Linked DNA regions of Homo sapiens: region 2 is linked to region 1. A link is a contact called in ENCODE Hi-C or POLR2A ChIA-PET data. All regions are on one chromosome and are shown on one strand. The core of a region is the stretch at or near the end of the contact, and the rest is flanking DNA. Distances in the headings are between cores, read along the strand shown. Region 1 holds the start of GEMIN6 (gem nuclear organelle associated protein 6). Region 2 has its middle 26 kb from the start of LINC02613.

The links. A loop is a pair of places that touch in the nucleus more often than their neighbours do. ChIA-PET counts read pairs that join two places held with the same protein, here RNA polymerase II (POLR2A). Pooled maps may share reads with other maps.
Region 2: a loop to region 1 is called in a pooled map, with 2.9 times the contacts of the local background. The contact joins the enhancer-like site here to the promoter of GEMIN6 in region 1. A Hi-C loop is called at or near these places in 1 of 168 maps with a recorded cell type or tissue (B cell), 2 of 37 single-sample maps with no recorded cell type and 11 of 50 pooled maps. POLR2A ChIA-PET finds 5 or more read pairs at or near these places in 7 of 52 experiments (GM12878, H1, IMR-90 and 4 more).

The regions. Positions count from the first base shown.
Region 1 is chr2:38,775,985-38,780,388 of GRCh38, reverse strand. GEMIN6 (gem nuclear organelle associated protein 6) reads right to left here and starts at 2,179. Exons shown (of 3, transcript NM_024775.10): 1 at 2,108-2,179; 2 at 1,271-1,417. The coding sequence starts at 1,398.
Region 2 is chr2:38,538,999-38,543,802 of GRCh38, reverse strand. No RefSeq gene overlaps it. Among named protein-coding and RNA genes, the nearest start is that of LINC02613, 26 kb to the right of the region's middle. RefSeq lists an enhancer at 2,182-2,476 and a silencer at 2,182-2,476. Within about 2 kb of position 1,293, at least 4 of the 41 ENCODE cell types and tissues checked have a DNase peak (open chromatin) inside an H3K27ac peak, as active enhancers do.

The DNA of each region.
Region 1 (4,404 bases), core at 930-3,429:
CATCTCAAAAAAAAAAGTTTTTGTGGTTACATTTATTTAAAGTCCTTATCTTTTTCTTTTTTTTTTTTTGAGACGGAGTCTTGCTCTGTCATCCAGGCTAGAGTGCAGTGGCGCGATCTCAGCTCACGGCAAGCTCTGCCTCCCAGCTTCACGCCATTCTCCTGCCCCAGCCTCCTGAGTAGCTGGGACTACAGGTGCCTGCTACCACGCCCGGCTAATTTTTTTTGTATTTTCAGTAGAGACGGGGTTTCACCATGTTAGCCAGGATGGTCTCGATCTCCTGACCTCGTGATCCACCCGCCTCGGCCTCCCAAAGTGCTGGGATTACAGGCGTGAGCCACCATGCCCGGCCTTAAAGTCCTTTTCTTTTAAGAGATATAGTGAAGTATTTATAAACAAAATTATAGGCTGGGGACGGTGGCTCAAGCCTATGATCCTAGCACTTTGGGAGGCCAAGGTGGGCAGATCACCTGAGGTCAGGAGTTTGAGACCAGCCTGGCCAACATAGCGAAACCCCGTCTCTACTAAAAATACAAAAAATTAGTGGGGCATGTTGGCACATGTGTGTAACCCCAGCTACTGGGGAGGCTGAGGCATGAGAATCACTTGAACCTGGGAGGCAGAAGTTGCAGTGAGCCAAGATTGTAACTGCACCACTCCAGCCTGGGCAACAGAGTGAGACTTCATCCCACCCCCGAAAAAAAAAAAAAAAAAAAAAAAAAAATATATATATATATATATATATATATATAGTAAGAATAATTTCTATGCCCAATTTCTATGAAGTTGCCTGGTCTGATAAGGTAATCCATAGTCAGAACAGCATTTAGATTCAAAGGCAGTTAAGTTCTCATATGTAGGCCGGGTACAGTGACTCAGCCTGTAATGCCAGCACTCTGTGACGCTAAGGTGGGCAGATCCTTGGAGATCAGGAGTTTGAGACCAACCTGGGCAACATGGCGAAGCCCCGTCTCCACAAAAAATACAAAAATTAGCCAGACGTGGTGGCAAATGCCTGTAGTCCCAGCTACTCGGGAGGCTAAGGCAGGAGAATCGCTTGAACCTGCGAGGTGGAGGTTACAAAGAGCCGAGATCTCGCCACTGCATTCCAGCCTGGGTGACAGTAGAACCCTGTCTCAAACAAACAAAAAATTCTTATATGAAAATATTAATAATTAGCTTTTCATTTATCTGCTTTCTTAGTTTGTCTATAACATACAGGCAGCACAAAGGGGTGTCAAGATTTCAGGCAAGTAGGATGCATACTCACTTGGCAGAGACTGGGTCTGTAGTTAAAACCCATCCTTTATACTCATTCTTCTCACTGGCTGTCACTCGGACCTCTTTGTAAATGTAATCTTGCCATTCTAAGGGGCCTTTCTTCATCCATTCACTCATGATTGCCACCTGGCTAAATCTGAAACAACCACCAGTGCTGGTTAATATATGTTCCACGTAAGCAAATGTCTTATCCCTAATCTCCATCCTATCCTAGAGACAGAGAACATCTGTGATTTGCCTCAAGTTCGTAATAAGTAACTTAATACAATTAAGTATTAATGCATGTACTGATAGGAACTGATACTATAGTTGGGGAAAAGAACACGTGTAAAGGCTGCTTGAGAATTTTTATCAGGAAAAGGAAAATAGTTAATATGTACAATTCGGCCTAAAGCAGAGGGGTCACCGATTTGCCGCGGGTGCAGTCTGAGGAAATTCATCTGGCACAGGTCTATTCCGATCCACAACCACATTCCAAATCGCTTTCACTCTGGCCTGCAGATGATGCTCAAACCCTTCAACTCTGCTTTTCCTTCCATCGATCAAAGGAGTTCACCCCACTCCTCAACTGAACCAGAAAACTCTCCTGATATCCACCCACGCGCTCTCTGGCTCTGTGTCTCCGCTGGATCCCGCCATCGAGAGGCTCCCCCGATTTATGACAACTGCCCCTTAAAATTTGTTTGAAGGATGCACAAACGAAGGGCCAGCGGCTACAGCTCTAGAGCTTAGATTTCTGGTCCTGTCCTGCAGCCACACGATACCTAACACTGTACTAAAAACCAAATGGTACTTAACGTTTAACCCTGACAAACGAGAAAAATACCAGTTAAAAAACTCCTCGCAACTCTGGGTACTCAGCAACCATGCTTTGAGGAAGGATCGTTGAGCGGAGACCGCCTGAGACCAGCATGCTTTGCGCCGATCGTCACTTCCTTCCCCCAGAAACCTCTGTTTTGTAGTCCTACTTGGAGGTCTGAGAGTCGCGGGACCTAGAGTGCAGGGTGCGGACAGAGTCTAAGATTGTTCTGTAATAATAATAATAATAATGAACCGCCATGTCCTCTAAGGCTATCCCTCTCCATTGCCACGACGGACAGTTCAAATAATCTTTTTTTCTTTAAAGAGGAAAAAGCGGCCGGGCGCGGTGGCTCACGCCTGTAATCCCAGCACTTTGGGATACCGAGGCGGGTGGATCAGGAGTTCGAAACCGGTCAGGAGTTCGAGACCAGCCTGGCCAACATGGTGAAACCCCGTCTCTACTAAAAATACCAAAAATTAGCCGGGCCTAGTGGCGGGCGCCTGTAATCCCAGCTACTCAGGAGGCTGAGACAGGAGAATCGCTTGAACCCGGGAGGCGGAGGTTGCAGTGTGCTGAGATCGCACCATTGCACTCCAGCCTAGGCAACAAGAGCGAAACTCCGTCTCAAAAAAATTAAAAATAAAAATAAATAAAGAGGAAAAAGCTCGTGCCAGGTCCTCAATGATAGTAGACTTGGAAATGCACTTTCGCCTTAGAATCAAAGCACATGAACCCTCAGAGTAAATCCTAAAGCTCTAGGAATGTGAGGTGAACGTGCCGTGGAGAAGAGCGATAGGGTTGCTACAGGAAAGGGGTCCTGATCCAGACCCCAGGAGAGAGTTGTTGGATCTCGCGCAAGAAAGAATTCAGAGCGAGTCCGCAGTGCAAAGCAAAAGCAAGTTTAGTAAGAAAGTAAAGTGGTGAAAGAACAGCTGCTCCATAGACAGAGTAGGATGTTCCCGAAAGTAAGAGGAAAGTGTCCACCCTAGATACAATAGTCCTATGTATGAGGAGATGCGCTCTGCTACAAGGGTTTATGATAAAGGATTAATTTTCTTAATTACTATATTTTTCAAGCATCAATACTATTATCTTTAAAGCAAAATTAGGAATGCCTTTGTTCTCCAGGTATTGCGATATCTGGACACTCCCAAGTCTGGGTCTGTTTAGTAAACTTTTTTTTTTTTTTTTTTTTTTTTGAGACAGAGTCTCACACTGTCACCCAGGTGGAGTGCAAAGGTGCGATCGAGGCTCACTGGAACCTCCACCTGCCGGCTTCAAGCGATTCTCGTGCCTCAGCCTCCCTAGTGGCTAGGATTACAGGCATGCACCACCACATCTGGCTAATTTTTGTATTTTTAGTAGAGACGGGTTTTTGCAATGTTGGCCAGACTGGTCTCAAACTCCTGACCTCAAGTGATCCGCCCGCCTCGGCTTCCCAAAATGCTGGGATTACAGGTGTGAGCCACCGCGCCCGGCGGTAAACGTTATTAATGTCTTCCCTTAACCGTAAACATCTAGAGGCTGGGAATGCCTAACTTTCTGAGAATGCAGACCAGCAAGTCCCAGCCTCATTTTCCTAGCCCTCACTCAAAACGGAGTCACTCTGGTTCCAACGCCTCTGACACGGCCAAGGTATTTCTTGTTTGCTTGGCTTGTATAGGCAATTAAAATGCCTGCTCCTTTGGGATGTGCCCTCAGTACAATCTTGAGAAAGGTGCAGAAGCTGGAAAGAAATGAACCAAACCGGGTTGAATTTTGTCTAGCAGATCACTCTCTATAAACCCCTCCAGTGGAAAAGTGCAAAAGACTTGCTTCTGCTACGGATTTCTGGTCACGCACTTAACTGGCTTCTGGCATGATCCAGAATCTTTTTTAGGACTGAAAAACGGTACAAGGTGGTAAACGCTGAATTCCTGGAAATGTAAAAACCAAGGGAGATTTACAAAAACCAAATGAAAACACTATTAAACAAAGGTGTAGAAAACATCAAAAATGTATCAGCTTTTTCCTTACTCCTTGAGATTTAGGTTCCATATAATCTTCAAAGTATATTTTCTTATTGTCATCATTTGAATCTTTCCCATAGCCTTTATTCGTTGCATGATTGGCTGATTATATTAATGTAGTTTTAGTGGATTCTTAGATTTTGCTGGTTAAAGCCCTCTGTAAATCTACTAAGAGCTCATATAAGTGCCAATTGTTATCACAGTGTGAAGGAAAACACTTGAACTCGTAAAAATTCAGTCCAAAAGAGTTACAACCAACATGTCACAAACTGTTCATTTTCTTTTCTTTTTTTTTTTAGCGAGACTCCGTCT
Region 2 (4,804 bases), core at 44-2,543, 240 kb after region 1:
TCACTAAGTAGGGATTGGCTAATCCTTGTGGATTTGTTTCACGGAATTTTCCTTTTCTTTTTTTTTTTTTTTCTTGAGGTAACTGCTTAGAAATCCATCTGTTGCCTATTAAAGAAGACTGGAGGCTGTACGCAGTGGCTCACGCCTGTAATCCCAGCACTTTGGGAGGCCGAGGCGGGTGGATCACCTGAGGTCAGGAATTCGAGACCAGCCTGACCAACATGCAGAAACCCCGTCTCTACTAAAAAAATAAAATAAAATTAGCCAGGCGTGGTGGCAGATGCCTGTAATCCCAGCTACTTGGGAGGCTGAGGCAGGAGAATTGCTTCAACCTGGGAGGCAGAGGTTGTGGTGAGCCGAGATTGCGCCACTGCACTCCAGCCTGGGCAACGAGTGAAACTCCGTCTCAAAAAAAAAAAAAAAAAAAGAAAAAAGAAAAAAGACTGGAAAGTATAGTGGTATAAATCAAAAAGTATCAGAGACAGATCTCAATCAACTTAGCAGTTTATTTTGCCAAGGTTAAGGACATGGCCGGAAGAAAGGAACACAGATACCACAGAAACAGCATGTGGTCGGGGCTTTTCTTCAAAGATCACTTTGAAGCCTTCAGTATTTAAAGGGGAAAAGCAGGCTGGAAGAGAAAGAGGGAGGATGTGGTCACATGACTGAATCCACATGTTGCAAGAGAAAAGGAGCAAGTAGGAGAACAGACAATTATGTAGTCGTCTCCCACTCAGTAAATCAGCACTGATCACTGATAAGGTGAACATAGAGTAGCTGACTGTGGAGACATCCGGCCTTTTATCTGTAGCTGTCTGCTTAGGAACAAAGAGAAAGGCAATTTCTGGCCATGACTCAGCTTTCAGCTTAATGTTTTCCTTTTGGCATCATGAAACGGGGTCCTGAGATTTTATTTTCTTTCACGGTGGTTAAATAAATGGCCTTTAGAGTTTGATAGAGTTGGGTCTGATTATCAACTTTAGCACTGTGTGCTGTATGACATTGTCTCTTCACATCACTAAGTCTATTTTCTTGTAGGTGAAATATGAATATTGACAAAGTTGGTATGAGGATTAAGTGAGATAATGCATTTAAAGCACATAGTCTCAACAAACAATAGTTATGACTGTTATTATGATCATTGTTACTATTCTTGAACGGGCAGTGAATACATTGTGCTAACCCTGGACCTGCCAGATAGGTGTCTTCTGCCTTTCAGATTCAGGATGTCTCCCGTAAAGCAAAACAAAAACCTATCCTGACCTTCTTGGATGATTCATAAACACTTGGTGAACAGTTTTTACTACACATTTGTTCCCTGATAGCCCCTTAGAAGTCTGTGGAACTGGCTGGGCGTGGTGGCTCATGCATGTAATCTCAGCACTTTGAGAGGCAGAGGTGGGCGGATAACTTGAGGTCAGGAGTTTGAGACCAGCCTGACCAACATGGTGAAACCCCGTCTCAACTAAAAATACAAAAATTAGCCAGGCATTGTGGTGGGGGTCTGTAATCTCAGCTACTTGGGAGGCTGAGACAGGAGAATTGCTTGAACCCATGAGGCGGAGGTTGCAGTGAGTCGAGATCGCGCCACTGCACTCCAGCCTGGGTGACAGAGTGAGACTCTGTCTCAAAAAAACAAAAAACAAAAAACAAAAAGAAAACTGTGGAATAGTTGCCTGAGTCTTTGGGTGTGAGATACTTATGCAGCACAGCAGCTTCAATACTGTGCTCTGAAATCTCGGGTCTAGTTACTATGGAATGGAAAGCTGAGGACAGGGAGTAGAAGGAGATTCTTCAGTAGTTTTTTGAACTCAACTTGTCCATTCCAGCTAAACTTTATTTCTTATGCAACATAAGTCTATGAAGGCAAGATTTTTCTTGGCAGCATAATTACTGCTACCTAATAAGGGAAGAGAATTTCCTTCTAAAGATTCCTGCTGTTTTCTCAGCAGGTGGGAACTTTTGCACTCTGCAGCTGCTGGGTGCCATTACTGTCCGTCCTGGGCTTGCTCTTTCCATTCTGAGATGGGAATGGAAAAATCCACAGGGAACAATTGGTAATTCCATCCTGATTTGTATGCATTTTGGGGTGTTGGTTTTGTTTTGTTTTGTTTTGCTTGCTTTTTTTTTGTTTTTCTTTGGTACTTCTATTCTGTAACCTTGTCACTTATATTTTTTGAAAAGTCAAGATGCATCGTTTGATACATAATTAAATATTTGAAAACAGGGACTGTCCCGGAACTCTTGGACTTTGGGCTACTGTGTGCATAACCTCGTGGAGGGTTCTGAGCAGCTCTGTCCATCTACATGTGAAGGATCAAAGGGTGCCCCAGGTGTGTCCCTACTGACTCCATATAAGGCCCAGGGGAAGTTGTGCCCTGAAGATAAAGGAAATTAAGCTTCAGCACCCTTCAGTTGTCAGGGACTAGACCTTTCTAAGACACCAGGCAGAGGACCTAGCAATGTGTGCATATGTTTCTTTTATAAATGGCAAAAATAAGACATTTTTCTATTGTTTTCCATTAAAGATGGTCTCAAAAACTTTGTAAGTTTAGGCCCCACAAATCTGTGTCCACCCTTGACAGGCTTCCTCTGGCTATGCCTGAAGGATTTTCCCTTTATATAACTAGATAGTCAGCAGCCTCAACTCCAAGCCAGGGCACACTGGCATGCCAGGGATGGTGTGGGAATGCAAGTAAAGAGGGGCATTCACAACTCTGTTGGCTGCTGGATGCAGAGAAAACCACAAGCTGGATAAAGAGCAGCCTCTGGGGAAAAACAAGCTGTAGACCTGAGGTCCAGCAGCAAGAGTTCCTTCTTCAAACAGGTGGTTAGCAAGTGGCACCCATCAGCTACCTGTTAAGTCTTTGAGAAAAATTAACGACCTACTTTATAATTTATACAAACAAAAATACTGTCGCCTATGTGCTGCGCCCCAGCCATTCCCCAGCCCTGGTGCGGCTGTGTCCTGTAGTGGAGACAGCCCTGGATAGGTTCCAGCCTTGGCTCCTCTGCTAGGTAGCTAAGTTATGAATGCTTAGCTTTGTTCATCTTTAAAATGAGTGTGTTGTATTAGGCAGTCTCACTCTGAAACTTAAATCATTTTATGGTATGGGGGTAGAGTTTATATGATTTCTGTAGAGATACAAGAGTAGTGCTGTGGGAAAGTATGACGCACCTGTTGGGAAGGAGGTTGACATATGGAGAAAAATCAGACCATATGGGATTATGAAATTTAAAAAATTATCTCCTCCTGCTCAGTAAACGTGCCAAATATAAGCCTATCATCCTAAGAACTGTCTTCCTTTTAACAAATGAGAAGAAATTATGTGCATTTCCAAAATTAAAGGGATATTCACGTCATGTTAAATGTGTGACATATGTAGGCAACGACGAAGTTCTGAGAAGTAAGTTTGTGTTTACGGTATGGCCTTTGTTATTTAGGAGATTACAATTAAAACAGGACTAGCCCAGATGAAACAATTAACAAAGCTGATGAGCTATAACCAAAACCCATGATTAGTGATGGGTTCATTGAATACATTCTAGTACATCTGTTCTATGGAATACCATGCAATCAATCATCAAGTAGAATGAACCACATTTATATGTATTGACTTGGGAAGGTGTAGAAGACATATTAAGTAAACATAAACAAGTGGTAAATTATAATGAAAAATATGACCATGTTTTTGTTAAAAGCATAAATGAGACCTCAACAGGTGATTCAGTGCTTGTGTAAGCGTAGAAAAAATATGGAATGATATATACACCAGCATGCTAATACTGGTTACTTTAAGAGAGTATAATTGGACAGGGGAGGAGAAAAAATATATACATTATATATATATTATATATGATAATATATTATAAAATATGTGTCAATATTATATATGAGATATATTTTTATATATTTTTATTATATATAATATATTAGCTTTCTATAATTAAGTTTATTTAAATTGTTATGAGTGTGTATTATAATTTTTTTTTTTTTTTTTTTGCCCAGGCTGGAGTGCAGTGGTGCGATTTTGGCTCACTGCAGCCTTGAACTCCTGGGCTCAAGCAATCCTCCTGCCTCAGCCTCCCTAGTAGTTCGGACTACAGGCATGAGCCACCATATCTGGCTTGTGTATTGTAATTTTTAAGAGTGCTTTTGTAAAATAAAAAAAGCATAACCTTTGTTTTCTCAGCCTCCCCAGTCTGTGGTTGTATGCTGGATCACATTATGGTTATAACCTATGTCTCCTCTGCGGTATGCTCAGGTTCCCTGTAAAACTCATCCAGTGATTTCAAGGCCTTTTCGCCCACCCTGTTTTTCCTCCTTGGCTCACCTGCTGCTGGAGAAGCCCTGGGAGGGAGTGGCCTCCCATGACACTCAGGCACGTAACCCCCCTGAAGGGGGTGCGGTTTGTGCTTGGGGCTCTGCCAGAGTACAAAATGGCATCATGTTCCCTAGACTCCCAAAGTCCCCTCAGTGTCCTAGTTCTTCAGGAAGGGGCAATGCCTTTCATCCCCCTCACCTGTCACACTTTAATGGGTGGTTACAAAATTGGAGCTGCTTGGGCTCCTCATGCATGTCAGCTCCTCTAGGCTGGTCCCATCTCTCCAGAAGTGCCTGGGTCCCTTCACGCAAGCTCAGCCTCTAGGGGGCATGTCCACGTACATTAGTGCTAATTGTGTGGTAGAGGCAGAAATTCAGTGAAGGGAAAGACGGGGCTTTTTTAGAAGACTTGGGGTTTACACAGGACCATGGGGAGGTATGGAGATGGGGTACATCAAATGTGGAAACCTTAACACCAGC